2 separate regions of the Homo sapiens genome follow, and region 2 is linked to region 1. A link is an interaction called in ENCODE POLR2A ChIA-PET data of the cell type or tissue named here. Cell type or tissue: Caco-2. All regions are shown on one strand.

Evidence for each region. ChIA-PET counts read pairs that join two places held together with the same protein. Peaks named below come from ENCODE experiments on the same cell type or tissue, not always from the same donor. Only the 100,000 strongest peaks of a DNase experiment are listed, where the experiment ranks them.
Region 2: POLR2A ChIA-PET joins it to region 1 with 5 read pairs; 11 of 35 experiments call an interaction of 5 or more read pairs at or near these places.

The regions. Positions count from the first base shown.
Region 1 is chr17:48,010,394-48,012,893 of GRCh38, forward strand. It overlaps LOC124904017 (a long non-coding RNA gene), which reads left to right and starts at 985. Exons shown (of 2, transcript XR_007065826.1): 1 at 985-1,200; 2 at 1,700-1,847. RefSeq lists an enhancer at 1,171-1,230 and a silencer at 2,069-2,118. In Caco-2, a CTCF peak has its summit at 1,062 (motif pointing right); DNase peaks (open chromatin) are centred at 1,098 and 2,027; H3K4me3 peaks cover 1,216 bases.
Region 2 is chr17:47,906,055-47,908,554 of GRCh38, forward strand. All of the region lies in intron 1 of SP2 (Sp2 transcription factor), which reads left to right. All of the region lies in intron 2 of SP2-AS1 (SP2 antisense RNA 1), which reads right to left. Among named protein-coding and RNA genes, the nearest start is that of SP2, 11 kb to the left of the region's middle. In Caco-2, no CTCF peak of the experiment used is centred here; no DNase peak of the experiment used is centred here.

The DNA of each region.
Region 1 (2,500 bases):
TAGTCCCATTTTACTGATGAGGAAACTGAGGCTTAGAGAGAGCTAAGTAATTTGCCCATGGTCATCCAGCTCGTAGGTGGAGAAACCAGAATTCAATCCAGATGGTTTGATTCCAGAGCCACCACTCTCAACCACCGTGCTATGACCACATTTGAAGAGAATAATCCCTCCATCCCAACACTGTAAATGATAATTAAATATAATAATTGTGATGCTGCTGATAATAAATAAAAATCTTCCGTGGAGAGTGGGGCTCTGATCTGCTCCACGTTTTTGTTTGTTTGTTTGTTTTTTGAGATGAGGTCTCACCCTGTCACCCAGGCTGGAGTGCAGTGGCACCATCTCTGCTCACTGCAACCTCTGCCTCCCGGTTTCCACCGATTCTCCCACCTCAGCCTCCCGAGTAGCTGGAATTACAGGCGCATGCCACCACACCCGGATAATTTTTTGTATTTTTAGTAGAGATGGAGTTTCACCATGTTGGCCAGGCTGGTCTTGAACTCCTGACCTCGAGTGATCCATCTGCCTCGGCCTCCCAAAGTGCTGGGATTATAGGCATGAGCCACTGTGCCCCACCATCAAATAGGTTTTTTTGGTGTCCAATAACTTCCCTCTTGCAAAGCTCTTCAGATGTAGAAATGCACTTCTTTCTTGTACAAGAAGGTAAAATGAGCTGCATAGTCAAATGTTAGAATTTGGCTTAGGCTTTAAAGGGGTATTTCTTTTCTTTTCTTTCTTTCTTTTTTTTTTTTTTTGTCAAGGGATAGTAAAGAGGAAGCCTCTAACCTCAAAGCAGCCTAAGTTTTACAGACCTTCTCCTGTGTTTCTGAATCCCAGGCCTGACCAGAAATCGGTAATTTTCAGTTTGCACTCCACATTCCTAGTGGGCTGGAGCTGAGGATTTAGTGGGGAGGGTAGAAAAGGGGTGGGGTTGTGTTTTCTCACAAACTGGGTCGTCAAATTTGAGTTTCCAAGGGGGCTCTCAGTTCCCCCATGACTCTAGAGAAGGAAAAATAGAAAGCATTATAGGTGTTCAGACTGGTCACAGAAGACATCTTCGCAAGGCAGTTCCTATCACAGCCAGCTGATGTCACCAACGGGGCATGGGGGAGATGGAGGAAAGAAACAACAGAAGAGACGAAGAGGAAGGAGGGACGACGGAGCAAAAGTGAAGACATGATATACGGCCGAGGACATAGGGTGAGAGGAAAGAAAAGAAAAGGGTGGAGGAAAGAGAGAGGAAGGAGAATTCGAAGCATAGGCTTTTGCCTACTTCCCTTCTCCCGTCCCTAACACACGGATGAGAGCTTCTCGCCTCTTTCTATATCCAGAAAGTATGGAGACCCCTCACTCTCCGACCTCGGTGCTATCTCCAGGGCCCAGAGGGGCAAACTGGGGAGGGGAGGGGAGACTTGTAAACATGAGTGCAATTTTCCTCTGGTTTCCCCAGAAGTTGCCCGTTTCCTGGGCCATTCCTCTCCAGGCAGCCCTCGGGAGTTCCCGCCGCACCGACCCCAGCCAGGCTCCAGCGGTCCCCTCTCTTCCATCCCGCCATCTCTCTGAGGGGCTTGCGTCTCCCTGATGCGCTCTGGTGTCTGTCTGAGCCATCCATCAAGGATGGCAGGCTGGGGGAAACATGAAAAAGAGCCTATTTGGCTATTAACATCCCCTCCCGCTTTGTTGTCTCTCTCCTCCCCAGTCCCCTACCAGCCCCTCACCCAACCCCTCCCTTTTCCCCTTTTGCAGGAGACAAAACCAGACTGACAAGCTGAAGACTCAAACATTAATCAAACTGCGCTCCGGAACAACCTTTCCCTCGCATTAATAAATACATTTGCGGCCCCTCATTGGACAGTTGGCCTAATTTGTTTCTTTTTCGCGGGGTGGGGGGAGCAGCCGCGCCCGCGCCCCCTGGCTCCCAGCAGCCCTGTGCAAAGCAGATGTTCCGCCGCAGACGCGGAGCTGCGCCTAGCCGCGCGCCCCGGAGGCCGCGGTTGCCATGGCGACGGCGGGGCCGCCTGCTGTCGCCGAGCACGCTGTCTCGCCCGCTCAGTGATTACCTCCATCTCCGCAGTGTTCGCCATACGGCCCGGATTCTAATCAGATCCCCTCCCCCCTCCCCCCTCCCTCCTCCGCCCGGCCCACTACCCCTTCAGCTCCCACAGCCTTGGGACTCATTGAGAACTGCCCGCGCATCCCTGACGGTGCCCAGGAAGGCAGAGTGGGGGAGAGACGACCCGCACTCAGCCTGTGTTTAGGGAGGACTGGACCCAGTGCGGTTCGCAAGAGGTTCTGTGTCCCCAGGCCATCTTTGGTGACATTGAACCCCGGGAGTCCAGCTCCCAGCACTGTCCCCTGAAGACTCCTCCTCCTCCCCCTTGGTATGTTGAGGCAGGTCACCTGAGGTCCCCAAGAGAGGTAAGGCAGGCAACCATAGTTCCCCTTCCATCTGGACAAGACTCTTCCATTCCCGTTCTGTAAGTGCTGGGAATGATTTCAT
Region 2 (2,500 bases), 100 kb before region 1:
TTAATTAGGAGAGTAGCTGGATGGGATTTGCACTTTAAAAAGAGCCTTCTAACCAAATTGTGGAGGCTGACTAAGGGGGAGGCCAGAGGCCAGGAAGCAGTTTTAGAGGCCGTAGGCAGTATCTCAGGTGGATCATGGTGATGAGGATGGGGAGCCTGGGTACACTATAGGGAGATTTGTCTATGAGGTGGAATCATGAGGACTTGATGATTGGTTGGCAGTGAGGGGGATACTCAGGTTTTGTCCTGATTGGAGATACCAGAAGAGAGGCTGCTTTAACCCAGGATATTCATACAGCCCATAGGCACTGAAGGTGTCCGTGAGCCATGTGCCAGGCCTTGGTGTCTGCAGTTCAGTGGTGTAAACAGACATGGCCCACCCTGGGGAGCCCTCGCATACATTGGGCTCATGATTAGTTAATGAGTGGTGAGTGTTCCCAAAGGAGTTAGCCTCATCTCAGGGGTCCAGAAAGGCCTCTCTGAGGAAATGGCATGCCTGTTACATAATGGCTCTTAAATTATGCTGGGAAAGTCAAACAGCCAGAGACCTGAAGGGTGAGGTCTTAGCTAGTGAAGAGAACAGAAAGAGCTGTAAGCAAGGAAAGACAGCTGCAGACACTGAAGTTTTTCAAGGATCTGGAAGAAGGCCTGTGGTGGCTGAGGGTGAGAAGGCTGGACAAAGAATGGGCAAAGCTGTCGCTCAGTGCCCCAGGTGTCTGTGGCCAGCCCTAATGGAAGACCCACAGAGGGCTGGATGTACAGGTCTAACACGTGGAGCAGAGATCTGGGCCAGACACAGGCCTATGAGTTGGCAGCCTGTGGAAGGTATGTAAAGCCGTGCGAGTAGGCATGGTCACCCAGGGAAAGGGTGCTGGGTGAGGAGAAAGGACAGATGTTGGGGAACATCAGTATTTAAGGGTGGCAAAGGAAGAGGAGCCCACAAGGGGAAGAGGTGGCAGGAGAGGTGGGAGAAAATCCATGGGAATTTTGAGGAAGAGGCACTGGTCAGAGGGGCTATTGGATTGAGCAGCAAGGAGGTCGCTGGTGACCTGGGCAGGTGCAGCATGAGCGCAGTGCCAGGGTGGATGTCCTAATGCTGCCGGGAAATGAGTGAGTAGGGAAGGAGGGAGGGGACGGCAGGGTGCCAGCAGTTTTTCTACCAAGTTTGGCCAAAGGGGTAGGAAGAGAAGGCTGTGCTGGAGGGGACAGGAGGTAGAGGCGGATGATCAGTAGTACATCAAGAGTCTAGAAACTCAGGGGATGCTTTTCTGCTGGTTTTGGAATTAAATTGGTTTCCAATATGGGAAAGGAATGTTGTGTGTGGTCCCATCGGGCACCTGCAACCCCATCCCTATGCCATGCTGCCTTCAAACTTTGTTTGATGCCCCTGGAGTTTTCCATGGAACCTAAGAGAGGTACTATTGCTTGTATAGTAAATAATTGTAAAACTTCACCAGCTTGGGGACTGTTGGGAAAGTTTTAGCCAACCTAACTTAATGAAAAGTCTGAATGATATAACTTTGAAAGCAATGCAGCTTTTTCTTTCAAGAATATGCACTAATCCCACTTACCTATGTTGTTAAGTGTTGGTTTCAGTGACCGGATGTAAACTACTGTTAAAACCAAGTGGCACTATTAAAATGGCGGAAGTGGTATAAAACAATTATTCTGACTAAGGGTCCCTTTGCAATCTTCGAACACCATTTAGGCTCGCTTTAAATAGTATGAAAGAAAAGTTAAGCATAATTTATGTCCAAATTGTATATTTTAAATATAAAGTTCCAAATTAATGAGGTTCTAAAGTGCCTTTGATCATAGTCTTACAGTTAGGTATCTATGCTACCTCTTCTTAACCACTTTTCATTTCCAAACATCAGTGGGAAATGCCTCTCTTTTCCTTTTCGTGGTTAATTCTGTAGTGGCAGGGAGATCGGTCTCTCTTTTGGTTGCCCAGGTCTGCAGCCTGTGGCCATAAAGCTCTGAGTGACGCTAGGAAAGATACTTGCAAACATTGGTTTGAGATCTATAGGAGTATTTCAGGAACCAGCTGGGGAGGAAAATGAAACCAAGCTGAAATGGTGCAACGTCCAGCACTAGCAGTCTGCAGCTTGCTTCAGTAGATTCTGCTTTAACCTCCTAACTGAAGAGTCACTCAGAACCCAGCCCAGTGTCCAAACAGTTTGAGTCCAGGGTAATAAGGACTGCAGAGAGGGAGATGATGAAGAAACGCTAGGCCAGTTTTTATTTCGTCTCATTTCATTTACACTCTGCGCGGATCCTATGTCTCTTGTTTTATAATAGAGGATGTCTAAGAGAGTCATTCACTAATTTTAGCTAAGCAAACCTGAGCCCTGGGGGAGCCTCCTGGGAGAGCCATTGCCTTCCTTTGCAGTTCTGCCAGCAACAAACTCATCTTGTATTTTTATCAGCAACATGGTCTGAGAAGTATAAAAATCTTTTTTTTAACTTATTTTAAATCACTGCACTTTCTTCCAGTGAAT